Regions from separate parts of the Homo sapiens genome. Here regions 2 and 3 are each linked to region 1. The links are chromatin contacts, found by Hi-C or POLR2A ChIA-PET in ENCODE. All regions are on one chromosome and are shown on one strand. Each heading gives the region's core, a stretch centred on a gene start or an enhancer-like site at or near the end of the contact. The rest is flanking DNA. Distances are from core to core; before and after follow the strand shown.

Region 1 (4,509 bases), core at 595-3,094:
GTAACCACACCGAGTTAAGCTTTGGCCTCCCTGCCTGTAACCTGATAAAAGGGTCAAGCCTGCAGGACGGTGTGTTGTTATACTCACTGATGGAATTTTCTCTCCCCTGCCTGGGCAGGTGAACCCAAGGCTATGAACCAGGGCCTGTAGGTATTTGAGGCTATCATGATGCTGCCCCCTGCATTCCTGCAGTCAACTGGGAGCTGTGGGGGCTGCAGCACTTGCTCTCTCCTGGCCAGCAGCCCAGGGGGTGAGTGAGGAGGGCTTGGGGATCCATTGAATTTCCTTTTTGTTTTCTTCATTTCTATTGGGTCTAACTCACTTGTTAAAAAGAAAAAAGTCTTACTAGTCTTACTATTGGAATTAGGAAATTAGTCTTTAACTGGACTGCAAATATGGCTCACACTTGTAATCCCAGTGCTTTGGAAGGCCAGGGCCTGAGGATCATTTGAGGCTGGGAGTTTAAGACCAGTCTGGGCAATATAGTGAGACCCGCCTTTACAAAGAATTAAAAGCAGCCAGGTGTGGTGGTGAGAACCTGTAGTCCCCACTACTTAGGAGGCTGAGGCAGGAGAATCATTTGAGCCCATGAGTTTGAGGCTGCAGTGAGCTATCATTATGCCGCTGTATTCCAGCCTGAGTGACAGAGCAAGATCCTATCTCTAAAAAAGAAAAAAGAGGAAAAAAAAAGAAATAGATTGAAAAGGAGAGTGTACACCCCATGAAGTTAACAGTTGTTTTTTTGTTTTTGTTTTTGTTTTTTTCCTGGTTGGGAGGATTCAGGTGGTTACTCTTTCCAGTTTACCTCCATTTTATAGTTTTTGTCACCAAGCACTTATTACTTTAACTAGAAAAACGAAAGAATCTTTTTGTCACTGTTGTCTTGTTCACTGCTGCCCATGTCCTAGAATGGTCTCTAGTCTATAGTAACCTCTCAATAACTACCTGTTGGAGAAATAACTGAATGAATAAATGTCAAAGGTCATTGCTTCCTTTGGGAATGGAAAGCTTTAGTACCATCAGATTTTTTCCATATCCTCAGCTTCTTAGGATCACAGGTTGGAGTTTTAGTAGCATATGTTAAAAAACATAGTTCCTGTCTTCTTCAAAAATCCTGTGACTTTCAAGAAACCTATGACTTTGGGCACCCTGTGTGCTATCTTTCCTTCAGCACGGATGGTTCCTGCCTGCTGAAAAGTGCTGACTATTGCACCTCAGCTAACCCACTCAACCTTTTTCTAGAGGCCCAGGGAGATATGAATGTGACCAAGAACTTGGCCTTTGATATTCAGCCCAAGTCTGGCTAGAGGTCAGAGGGAGAAAAAAAAAAAAAATCCCTCCATGAGCCATAGCTGTCTGTATATTCAGCGTCTCTAGGCAACTGGGAGGACATTTACCATTCATCCTCCAAGAATGCTGAGTAGCCCTTCTTACGTGTGATTCACTTTGGGGTAAATTTCTGTCCTTACTAATGAGCCTGTGATGGGAGTCAAGTGAAAAGGAATCATTAAATCTGGTTTTATTCAAGTTACATAATTAATTCTGGCACTGAAGTTGGCTTCCCAAGTTTTATACATGGCCTGAGTTTGTTCATTGAATTAAAGGTGAGCATGGGGGTTGATGACACGGTGGCTATAGGTTCTTATTTCTTGTCCTTCTTCATGGGGTTAATTTGAAGAATAATTTAGCTAAAGCACCTTGTGCAGGGTTGGGAATGTGTTAGTGATCGGTACATGAAATTTCCCTGTCCATTGCCTCTTTTCCCTCATGACCTCCTACATGGGAGGTTTTCCCTTGGAGGGTGTGACAGCTGATTACTCAAGCTGGTGTGGGAATTTAGCTCTGGAGATTGACTGGCAGATCAAAACTTGGACTGTTCTCACCAATAGGGGTACGGCTCTCTACTTCATTATGTGTCTTTGTGGCATTTTGTCTTTCTCTCTCCTGGCTAGTCTACTCAAACACCCTTCTCAGAGACTGCCACTGTGGACTCTGAAGTTTTCACAATACCAGGAGGTTTGTGGGAACTGAATAAATTGCTTCAAGATCGAACATAAAAATAAGTCCTGGCCCCAATCCTAAAAGAAGTCACTGGGAACCCAATCAGTGCTGGGCAACCAGCCCAGGCCCAGGCTAATGAGATATTTACATGCTAGGCTTTTCCCTTCATTTTGGTCTTCATGGGCCTCATTTATGAGGAAGTCTGGAGTGCGTGTGCTGTAGGCAGAGGCCGGTGCTTCCCAGCTTGGTGCCATGGACTCCTGTAGCAGATCAGGGGCACTACCACCCACCAAAAAATCCAGCACATTCAACAAACAGCAAATTCCCAGCCCAAAGCAATTACTTGCTTTTTATTTATTTATTTTTTTGCTATTGTTTTTCATTTACATTCTTTTCTGAGTTTTGCATGTTTTACTCTGACAGGAGGTATAAACAGGCAAAGGAAATGTAATCTATTTCAGTATTTGTGGGAGTGCTTGTCCTAGGAGTTTTAGGAGAGCATTTTCATCTATCAGATTAAGACAAATTTAAAAGGGTCCCCAAAGAGAATTTAGAATTGGAAAACTAAACCTAGGAGGAAGTTAAAGGTACAGTGATTATTTTGCTTGGAGAGTAGTATTGGCTTTCCAATAAAATGAAGGTGATTACTAAGAAAGGTAGCTGATTGGTCATTAGTGCATGGCCAGGACAAGAGAGTGAAGACTCATGTTTGCTTAAAAGAAGCATTTTTCTCTCAGGTGGAATTTGTTTGACGTTAGTGTGGCAGATTGTGATATTTCTTCTAAAAGTGGGAAAGCAATTTGTGTAATCTGTGCTCGTGTGCAGAGGACAGAACCAGATGGCTTTCGCAGTAAACTTTCAGGGCTTTACTAGAATAGGGAGAGACAAAAGGGAGGCAAACTTGGTGGCTTGTGAGATGGGGAATCGTTGTTTCAAATCAGGGGTGAGAACAACCCAAAATTTAGGAATGGCTTTTCAATAATAGCTCTTCTGATGTGTAGTACTAGAATCTAATTTTTATTTAAGCACAGCTTCAGAGGTTTTTTTAAAAAATTGCAAACTTGGAAATAAAGAAAAAAGAGGGGGCCGGACGTGGTGACTCATGCCTGTAATCCCAGCACTTTGGGAGGCCGAGGTGGGCAGATTGCCTGAGGTCAGGAGTTCGAGACCAGCCTGGCCAACATGGTAAAACCCTATCTCTACTAAAAATACAAAAATTAGCCGGGCACTGTGGCAGATGTCTGTAATCCCAGCTACTCGGGAGGCTGAGGCAGGAGAATCGCTTGAACCTGGGAGGCAGAAGTTGCAGTGAGCCGAGATCGCACCATTGCACTCCAGCCTTGGCAAAAAGAGTGAGACTTTGTCTCAGAAAAAAAAAAAAAAAAAAAGAAGAGGAACAGCATGTCTTATCAATGTCACAATGGGAAAATGTTTAAAAGGCCACCAAGGATTACTCATTATTTACTACTGACAAGGCCTAGACTCTGTGAGGTCACATGTTCATTTAGGTTTATGTCCGGTATAAAAGATAACTCTAAAGATTATGGTTTCATTGCCCTGTAGGACATTAACCTCTTTTGACTTAACTAGTAATCTTATTCATACATTCTCTTTTACAAATTTCACTAATTTTTCTGAGTACCCAGGTCCCCAAATGGCCTTTAAACCAGCTTGATCATGCTTCTGGCTCCCCACCAGTGAATTGAATATGTGTTAACATGTGTTCATTATTTGACTCATGTTTGTAACTATTTTAAAATTGCTCTTTAACTAGTGGAATTTTATCTTTTATTGTTTGCTGAGTAAGATTTTTCATAATAACTTCTCTTCTGCTCTTTGATTAATGCTGAATAGAGTCATGATTTTACTAACATTTATTTTTGTGGCAGCCTCATGTGTAATCCCACCTGCATTCTTCAAAAGCATTTGTAAATAACCAACAAAACTATTTCCTGGTGTAAATCAGTGCATGGAAATCCGTTCTTGTTTTTAAAGGAAGTTAAAGTGAATGAGGTTTCTTCACAGCAATCTAGGATTTTTATCTACAGGGAAAAATCTGTGTTTATGTAGTTTTGTACTTATTATCAACCAACAGGTCTTGTAAATATAGGGTTTTTGCTAGCTTTTGTGTTAAAAGTTACATGTACTCACATAAATGGTTTGGGAAGAAACACTGAATTGGTTTGGAAGGAAATCAGTTCTTTAAAAAAGAAAACAACCGGCCAGGCGCGGTGGTTCACGCCTGTAATACTAGCACTGTGGGAGGCCAAGGCAGGTGGATTGCCTGAGCTCAGGAGTGCGAGACCAGCCTGGGCAACACAATGAAACCCCGTCTCTACTAAAATACTAAAAAAATACACCACTCGGGGTCGTGGTGTGTGCCTGTAGTCCCAGCTACTCGGGAGGCTGAGGCAGGAGAATTGCTTGAATCCAGGAGGTGGAGGTTGCAGTGAGCCAAGATTGCACCACTGCACTGAAGCCTGGGTGATAGAGTGAGACTCCGTCTCC
Region 2 (4,509 bases), core at 1,218-3,717, 90 kb after region 1:
ATACACAATTCCCATAGGAAAATCAGGGCTACACTAGTTCCTCAGAGCAGTTAAGGACCAAAGAAAAAATTGCAGGTACATTACTTTGTGTCACCTGTGATATTTTATAACATATATATAACAAATATATATTTATATATGGATGAAAACATATATGTTTATATATAAATGAAAACATTATATATATGAATGAAAACATATATGGTTTATATATATGAATGAAAACATATATATGGTTTATATATATGAATGTCATGGTTTCCTGGCTTATAGCTTCCATTAGCCCTTTTATAGTCCTTTGTTATAATGATGGGGCACTTTAGGTCTCAGGTGCAGGCCGCAGGAAACAGAATCACTCTCTGACCTTCTCCTTCCACTTGCCCAAGGCAGGACTCAATCTACTTGTGGGTCATAAGAACTTATATTCCAGAGAGGGTCCTGACTCATACCCTAGAGGAAGGAAGCCTGCACAGAGAGGCCAAGAAGAATCTGAACAGACGGGCCTCGCTGGGTTTAGATCACATCTTTTTTGTCCAATCACATTTCTACATGGTTTTCTATGTTTCAATCATGCCTATCCAGTGGAGTCTGCATAAAAGGCTCAGGAGGACTGGATTTGGGGAGCTTCCTGATAGCTGATCATGAGGAGGTTCCTGGTGTACCTTGAGGAGCTCTGTGCCCCTTCCTCCATACCTCACTCCCTTTATCTCTTCATCTGTATCTTTTGTGATATCCTCTATAGTAAACCAGTAAACATGTTTCCCTGAATTCTGTGAGCCATCCCATGAAATTAATTGAGCCCAAAGAGGTGGGTCATGGAAACCCCAACTTAAAGCTGGTCAGTCAAATTTCTGAGGGCCTGGGCTTGTGGCTGGTGGCTGAAGCAGGGGCCAGTTTTCATGATTGAGCCCTCTACTTGTGGGATCTGACGCTGTCTGCAAGCAGATAAAGCCGGAATCGAATTGGAGGACACCGAGCTGTTGTCTGCTGCAGAATGGATTCCTTGTTTGCTAGTGGGGAGAAATCTTCACATGTTTTGGGGTCACAGAAGTCTTCTGTGTTGATTGTTATGCTGTCGACGTGAGAGCAGGGGAAAAACGTGGTTTGAGTTCCTGAACACCACCCCTTGGGCAAGCTTGATGGAACAGATAACAGATGCTATTGGCTGTATCTACGTGCACACTGAATTGCCCTCCTGAAGGCTGGGGACTGTTGAACACATTTCACCTGTTGGAGGCTACCGGAGAGTAGATTATGATTAGGCCTCTTGCTTTCTGAGCAGAGCAGTGTTATTGGAAATAATGGGAATTCTATTTAGCTGGATGCTTTGGATTAGTAGGTGAATCATGGGTAAAAGATCTGCCTTTATTTAGTGATTCTCATGGTTTCAAAATGTATTAAGAGTAGTAAGTAAGATACCTATATTCAGGAGCTAATAATATTTGTAAAAAGTACCTATTCTGAGCCTCCAGTGATTTGTTTTATAGATGTGACCCTTAAGAGAAAATTTTAAAAATTGGACAATTTTTTTGTGGGAGGGGAATAGGCCTTGGGAGAGACACATAGTATTCTGGATCTGGAACTGATTTTCTTTCCTCCTTTTGATTCAAATTGGTTGTATTCCCAGCCACACCTACCACTTTGGGACCATCTCCTTTCCTGTCTGAACTGCATAGAAGTGGAAATCCTACTTGTATGCCAGACTCCCTTAACCCCAAAAGAACTTTTAAAGGTGTTCACTGATTTTTCTCTGCTTCTTGACTCAGATGTTAAATGATTGGCTTAGATTTTTACCTTTTTATCTTTCTGGGATTAAATCCTGGCCCCTCTTTTATATAATGTGTCATCTGGGGAAAATTATTTGACTTCTATGGATGTCAGTTTTCTTATTTATAAAATGGTGATAATAATAGACTTTACCTCTTGGGTTAGTATGGAGATTTAAAAGATATATTCTGTATTAGTCAGAGATCTCCAGAGAAAGAGAACCAATAGGATATATATAGATATAAGAGGGAATTTATTAAGGGAATTGGATCATGTGATTATAGAGGCTGAGAAATCCTGATATGCTGTCTGCAAGCTGGAGAACCAGAGAAGCTGGTAGTGTAATTCTGTCTGAGTCCAAAGGCCTGGGAACAGGGGAGCCAACGGTGCAACTCTCAGTCCAAGGCTGAAGGCCTGAGAACCTGGAGTTCCGACGTCTGAGGGCAGGACAAGATGGCTATCCCCAACCCAGAAGAGAATGAATTGACTCTCCCTCTGGCTTTTTATCCAGAGGATGTGGGTGATCATCATCTAGTCGGTGCAGAGCCTGGATGGAAGTCTGCTGATTACTAAGTCTACTGATTCAAATGCTTATCTCTTCCAGAAGCACCGTCACAGACACACCCGGGAATAATGTTTTGCTCGCTACCTGGGTATTCCCAACCCAGTCTAGTGGATACCTAAAATTAACTGTCATATATTCCATATTGTTAGTGCAATGTTTGGTGAACAGCAAAATGTTCAACAGATGTTAGCTCTAATTTTTATTTTGTTATCCTATGCCTCAAATTCTTTCAGGTTGTCTTTATAAGTATACGACTGATTCATGTTTATTGACTCACTAACAATAGAGTATTTACCTAACTGTGAATCATGTTTTATTTCCTATAGGTGGCTATTTTATATTTGAAAATGGAAACAGGAAAATCTTGCCTTTTATAGTCAGCCTGAGTAATCTGACTTCAATTGAGTGCATGCATTTATGGGGGGGTAAGGTGATGGAAGGAATATTTGGACTATAAAGCTCAATTCCCAAATCCTATTTCTCAGCCTTCAACGGTGCAGGAAATCAGTCACTGCATTTCTGATACTGATGACCTCTTTGGTCCTGACTCATCTGAGATGATGCCATACAGAAACCATGGCTCTGGCAAATAGACATGTAATTTGTTTCTTGGACTTAGTAGTGTACAAATTGGGATATTCTCAGCACTAATCTCCCTAACAAGGACAATTCCTGGTTGCAAATTATTTAGTCTACATACAATTTGGGAACTTGGGAATGTTTAGATATTCAGCTGTTTCACAAGCCAGACTATTCAAGTTCAGAGAATTTCTGCTGAATCCTCTGATTTGATTCAGATTATATACAAGCTTAGGCAACTCTTTTGTGGAAGGTATTGAACAACAAGGCAATGAATCATATGGCTTAGTGAACTCTGCCTTAGGTTATTCAGTCATTCATCAAACATTCATTATACAACTACTCTGTGTCAGCCCTTGGTCTCAGTACTGAGGACACACACAAATGAATGTGCTACCCTGTCTGTTCTCTGGGGCCTCAAGGGTGGATAGTAACTTTGTAGGAAATATTCTGTGGAAAAGCAGGGAACAATTATCCATCCGTCCATTCTTCAATTCAACAAATATTTATGAAACATTTATGTGAGCCAGGCATCAAGTTAGGTATAGGTGATTCAGCAATAGACAATACAGATGCTCCCTGTCCTCCTAGACTTATTATAACTCATGGTAGAGATAAACAATCAAATAATTAAACATAAATTTATAGTACCTTGGGATAAATGCAAGATAAGTGAACCATTTACAGTACATTGTGATATAGGGAATATAGTAATGAAGGCTAAATGCTCAATTTAGAAGTGATTTCTCTCTCTGCCTCACCTGAGGAAAGATCTGAAGCTTTGAGCGGAACAGTTCCATTTGAAAGTGGTCATATAAGAGGACTGTATCTTTAGAAGTTTCTTTGGTTATACAGGCTCGTACAAAAGCAATTACGAGCAGAGACTGGAACAATACTAGAAATATAGTTGATGACTTAAATGGAAGAAAACCTGTGTATTAGGCATTGGACTTTGAGTAATTGTAGACATAAAAACTCAAAGTTCTTTACAATGAGCATATTAGCACTGACAACAGGAAACAGCCAAAAAAGACCTTCATGGATGAAAACTATAAAATAAGATGCAGATTTGGACTCAGATAAGGACAGAGTTTCTCTCCCAAGTGGTCCTGGTTAAGGGCTTTACCAATGTTCTAGAGAGGAGGACATTTAAACCTGTGATTATTTATATTTTACCATACGTATTTTTGCTTACAATAAGTAAGGTATATGGATTCAATTCATTTATCATAGGAGGTTGTATTTCCTTATATATTGTCTCATTTTTCTCATCAGGTCCTGTGTTAAAAAAAAGTTTTCTCTTACTGTTGAGAAGTACCTGAATCAAATAGAACAAACCAACACTACTGTCCTAGTACCCTAAGCAGGTAGCTGGCTAAAAAGCTCTCACTAATTTTTGGTACAAGGCCTCGAATACTGAGAGTGTCTACAAAGTCAGAAGTTCTCAAGTCTATTTGTATATCAGGAACACCCAAGGAGCTTTAAAAAATAGAGATAACCAGACCCATCCTGCGAAATTGTGTTGTAATAGGTCTGGGGGAAATAACTGGGAATATATTTTTAAAAAGACTTCTTGGCCGGGCACGGTGGCTCACGCT
Region 3 (4,509 bases), core at 1,730-4,229, 64 kb after region 1:
TCAAGGATCCCCCCTCTACCCTATGCCAGGGGAATCTACTATGTTTGAGGGAAATTCCATCTGCCCAAGAGGTCAGAGTTTATGGCTGGATGTGGTGGCTCACGCCTGTAATCCCAGCACTTTGGGAGGCTAAGGTAGGAGGATTGCTTGAGCCCAGGAGTTGGAGTTGGAGACTAGCCTGGGCAACAAGGGAAACCCCCTGTGTACAAAACAAAACAAAACAAAAAAAGCCGAATGTAGTGGTGTGCACCTGTGGAGGTTTTTGGAAGGCTAGGTGGGAGGATCACTTGAGCCCAGGAGTACTAGGCTGCAGTGAGCTATGATCATGCCACTTGCACTCCAGCCTGGGTGACAGAGTGAGACTCTGTCTCAAAAAATAAAAATAAAAAAGTCAGTTTCATTTACCTGGCAGCAGGTCAGTGTAACAGCAGAGGAATGACAAAGTAGAATGGAGAGAATGAGTGAAGAACTGTGAGCTGACACTTTCCCCTCTATGAACAGAGGACTGTGTGGGCCCAGAGCTGGCTGCTGAGCCTATTCAGCCAAGCTCCTTAGCTTTATGGAAGTACAGAACAAATGAAAGTTACCACAGGTGATATCATACCTACCCATAATAAAGAGAAAATGTCTTGATACCATCTCTTCCTTTCTGTTAAAGAAAAAAACTAGTCAATGATACTTGTTAAAACACAGGAAGGGAGACTTTATTCAGGACCATCTTAATAGGTATAGAGATCACTGCAATCAGATTCTGCAGTGGGGGAGAGAGATTGGGCTCAACTCAGAATACGGCATGGGCAAGTGGGAATTTATATGGAAGAAGCACGGTGGGGGTCATTAGATAAAAAAAATTACTAAGAGGAAACTTCAGGGGCAAGGGAGGATTCTGGCTAAACTGACCTAACAGGATTCTTACTGAAGACAGGCCAGGGTAAGCAGACATCACCTGGGGGATGGTGGAGGAGGAGGAACCCAGCCAGATACAGAGGGTGCTCGGATATCAAGGGTGGAAGTGCTTGCTAAACTGACTCAGCAGGATTCTTTGTTAAAACTGGACTTTATAAGAAAGTACACAGATGAGCCTAGGAGAAGTTTCAGGAGCTTGCCCAAAATTTGGTCAAGTAAATAATCTTTGTCCTCTCCTTACTTAGATTAAAATCGGATGGGTTAGCCTCAAAATTTTTGTGAAGAAGATTTAAAAAGAGACTGGCTGAAAACTGGTCTAGAAGCTAGTTATGAGATTATTTTGAAGCAATGTTGATTCCTGGAGCCTGGGCCCTGAATGCTGAGGGAAGCATCTGAGAAGAATGGACAATGATCTAGGGATGAGATCTAGGGAACAGAAGAGATGTTCGCCACAGGGTACATTGACAAGAAGTGTTGCTGGGAACTCTGTGACCGCCTCCACCCTAGGAACAGCTGACATGGGGAAAGGTTGATTTTGCAAACAGGAAGAACCAAAACTTGGCACTAGCTTTTGGAACCACAGGTTAACTGATGCCAATAGACATAAATGAGAATGCCTCAGAATTTAAACAATTTCTAAGTAATAGGAAGAATCAGCCTACTGTTGGAATGACATCTGTCTAAATGTCATCTATTAAAGAATCTCCATTTATTTCAAAGTTAAGAAATAACACAAAAAGGAGATGTTACAATATTGTGTAAATATCAAGTTAGAGAAGGATTTCCACAAAACGTAAGCGGGAACATCAATGGCAAATAAATAGTTTTTGAGAAAACTCAGGGTTTTCTTTTTCTTTAATCTTTTCTTTTTCTGGGATAAATACTTCAAGTGGAAATGGGATTTTCTGAAATGGGCACTTGCAAAAGTCTCCAGAAACCCCCAAGGAAGAGGGTTGACTCATCCAGAATACTGGGAGATGGAAAAGGGCCACAGAAAGCTGTTGGCTCCCTTGTTTGTGGACAAGAGAATTGCTTCTGGGCTGTTTTAGTCAGAGGCACTACATAAAAAATGAGCCAGGAAAGACACAACCAGCTAGGAGCCAGGCACTGTTTCTATGCTTGTTTTACATCCAAAAAGAACTAGAAGAAATTGCAATTTAAAATTTTGGTGGAATTTCTGGAATTATGAACAATGTCATTTCTGTAAATAAATATTTATGGAGTGTGTATCTTTGCCCACCCTGTCTTTGGCACCGTGAAGGTACACCAAAGACTCTAACTGTGATTCTTGCTTGTATTTCTCAACCACAGCTGGGATGTGATTTGTGCATAGGATTAAATATGTTGAGATTCTTTGATAAATCAAAAAATATTCCCTATAAGACACTGTGATCTTAAAATTATTCACAGATAATTGATCAACATTTTTGAGAATCCAGAGCTTGCTTGGTAGCAAATGAAACATATCTAAGACCCTCAAACTCCATCTCTAATAGGTTATGTATTTTTGTTTCTCAAATAGCAACTAGAATTTGGGGGTGGAATGGGGTAGGACGTTAGCTAGAAGACACGTATTAGGGAGAAAAGCCATTTCCAAATTGAGATCTTTGTTTACTGAATATCTGGCTTTTAGTAAGAGTATTTAATCCAAAGTGAAATTGGTAGATTTCACAGATGTATTTATCCCTCTATAATTAAAAGATCAGTCCTGTAGAGTTCTTTTCTTGAAAGATTATTCTATAATGTGAATAAACCATTCTCAGAATTGACAGCTTCTCTCTTCTGAAACCTTTCCTCTCTTCCTCAGCTGATTGAAAGGGCTGCTCATGGTCTTTTTCAGCTGCTTATAAGGAATATAAAGCAAACCAGTACAGCAGAAAGAGATGAATAAAGATTCCTTTGTTCCCGATCACGTGCCTGAAGAGAGAACACCATTGCCCTTGAGGCGCTCTCTTGAGTGGGTTCAGGATCTTCCCTCTTCCTGCAGCACTCTGCGATTCTCTCCCAGGGCTGCAAGAAAAAGCAGCACTGTTCCCTTCGGGTTGAGCCCGGCCATCGCCATCAGTGCTGCCACTGCCACCACCTCCATTCCCCGCAACCCAGACAACAGAGTGAACCTGCTAACAGCACAGAGTGTGTTTATTTATTCTCTCTGCATAGTGGAAACTTGTTTCAAAGAAAGTAACAGGGATTGCCTGATGTTAGAAGATTCAAAACACTGAAATACACTTGTAAAACGATTTGGCTGTCTTCAATGAATGTAAATAGTATGTATTTGGGGGAGTTGCAAAGGAGCCGATCAGCATATTTGTCAGAGAGGGAAGGAGGCAGAGGAAAATATTTATCTCTCTTTGTGAGCTGTCACACGACTATAGTTTGCCCATCACATCTGAATATCTGTTCAAATGATGTGATATTTTTATTTTGATTTCCTGAACTGATAAAATGTCCTGGAAAAAATAGGGCAGCTGATCTTTGGAATGTTTTTTCTCTCATAATCCTAAATTTTTGATTTCTGTGATTTCTCACTCTTCCCTTTTCTTAGAAATCCTCATGCTCTAGCTTTCTGGGGGGACAATTCTTATGGTTTTTTGTTATGTTGATGCTTTATCATCATTTATACCTCTGGCCCTTACTACAGAACCTTGCACACACTAGATGCACAATAAATATTTCCTGAAAAAGTGAATGAATGGAAAAATGAAAATGAAAATGAAAAATAAATGGAAAAATGAAAAGCATTGAGCTGTTTTGTGAAAATCTGATGAGTAAGCCTTTCTTCTTAGGAATTCTAGCCTTGGTTCCAGGCTCAACTGTTAGACTTCTCTGAAAAGAGTATACCCAAGTCTGCTTTCCCTTGGGTATACTGAGCTGGACCCCTGGAATAAAAACTTTGAGGAAACATCTAGTACAATAGTCACTGGTGCTAAGATTAGGGGCAAGACATCAAGAGTAAATTTGGTCTTACTCTTTCTCTGGAAAATTTTTAGGTATTTAGCTACCTACCTGAGATTTATTAGGCTGTTAATATTTCTTTGAGTATAAAGAAAAAAATAAGGGTGAAACATTGATGATCTAGTTTAATTTACTGAGAAATGTGCTTTTCTTCTTGTGAAAGTCCTAAATCTGTCCACTTGTATCAGTGGGACTGGGCATGTGGGTGGTGATAGTGGAACACTGTGTGAGCCACTGATATTGTGTGTGTGCTGGAATGAGGCATGCTTTCCACCTTACTCCTCCTTCTAGCAGCAATGAATATGGAGGGCAGCAATGTCATTTTCTCCTCGAAGGTCACAACCAAGAGAGAGGTGTCTCTTCTTATGTTTGTTTTCTAGGGCTGTAATAACAAAGTACCACAAACTGGATGGCTTAAACAAGGCATCTGTTTTCTCACGGTCCTGGAGGCTAGAAGTTTGAGATCAAAGTGTCAGTAGGATTGGTTTCTTCTGAGGCCTTTCTCTTTGGCTTGTAGATGGCTGTCTTCTCTGTGTGTCCCTATATGATCTTCCTTCTGTACATGTCTGTGTCCAAATTTCTTCCACTTATAAGGACAGCAGTCATATTGGGTTGGACCTGCCCTTGGGACTTTATTTAACTTTAGTT

The links. Hi-C counts contacts between places; a loop is a spot of excess contacts on that map. ChIA-PET counts read pairs that join two places held with the same protein, here RNA polymerase II (POLR2A). Pooled maps may share reads with other maps.
Region 2: a loop to region 1 is called in a map of MCF 10A, with 2.9 times the contacts of the local background. The contact joins two enhancer-like sites. A Hi-C loop is called at or near these places in 3 of 168 maps with a recorded cell type or tissue (MCF 10A, PC-3 and mammary epithelial cell) and 2 of 50 pooled maps. POLR2A ChIA-PET finds 5 or more read pairs at or near these places in 5 of 52 experiments (A549, Panc1, activated T-cell and 1 more).
Region 3: a map of PC-9 shows a loop between it and region 1 (2.2-fold over the local background). The contact joins two enhancer-like sites. A Hi-C loop is called at or near these places in 3 of 168 maps with a recorded cell type or tissue (Caco-2, PC-9 and transverse colon). POLR2A ChIA-PET finds 5 or more read pairs at or near these places in 3 of 52 experiments (A673, IMR-90 and PC-3).

The regions. Positions count from the first base shown.
Region 1 is chr12:75,951,083-75,955,591 of GRCh38, reverse strand. No RefSeq gene overlaps it. Among named protein-coding and RNA genes, the nearest start is that of PHLDA1-AS1, 77 kb to the left of the region's middle. Within about 2 kb of position 1,844, at least 6 of the 41 ENCODE cell types and tissues checked have a DNase peak (open chromatin) inside an H3K27ac peak, as active enhancers do; they include PC-3 and mammary epithelial cell, where a contact is called at or near this core.
Region 2 is chr12:75,861,494-75,866,002 of GRCh38, reverse strand. No RefSeq gene overlaps it. Among named protein-coding and RNA genes, the nearest start is that of PHLDA1-AS1, 170 kb to the left of the region's middle. RefSeq lists a silencer at 2,700-2,994. Within about 2 kb of position 2,467, at least 6 of the 41 ENCODE cell types and tissues checked have a DNase peak (open chromatin) inside an H3K27ac peak, as active enhancers do; they include PC-3 and mammary epithelial cell, where a contact is called at or near this core.
Region 3 is chr12:75,887,766-75,892,274 of GRCh38, reverse strand. No RefSeq gene overlaps it. Among named protein-coding and RNA genes, the nearest start is that of PHLDA1-AS1, 140 kb to the left of the region's middle. RefSeq lists a silencer at 3,972-4,266. Within about 2 kb of position 2,979, at least 4 of the 41 ENCODE cell types and tissues checked have a DNase peak (open chromatin) inside an H3K27ac peak, as active enhancers do.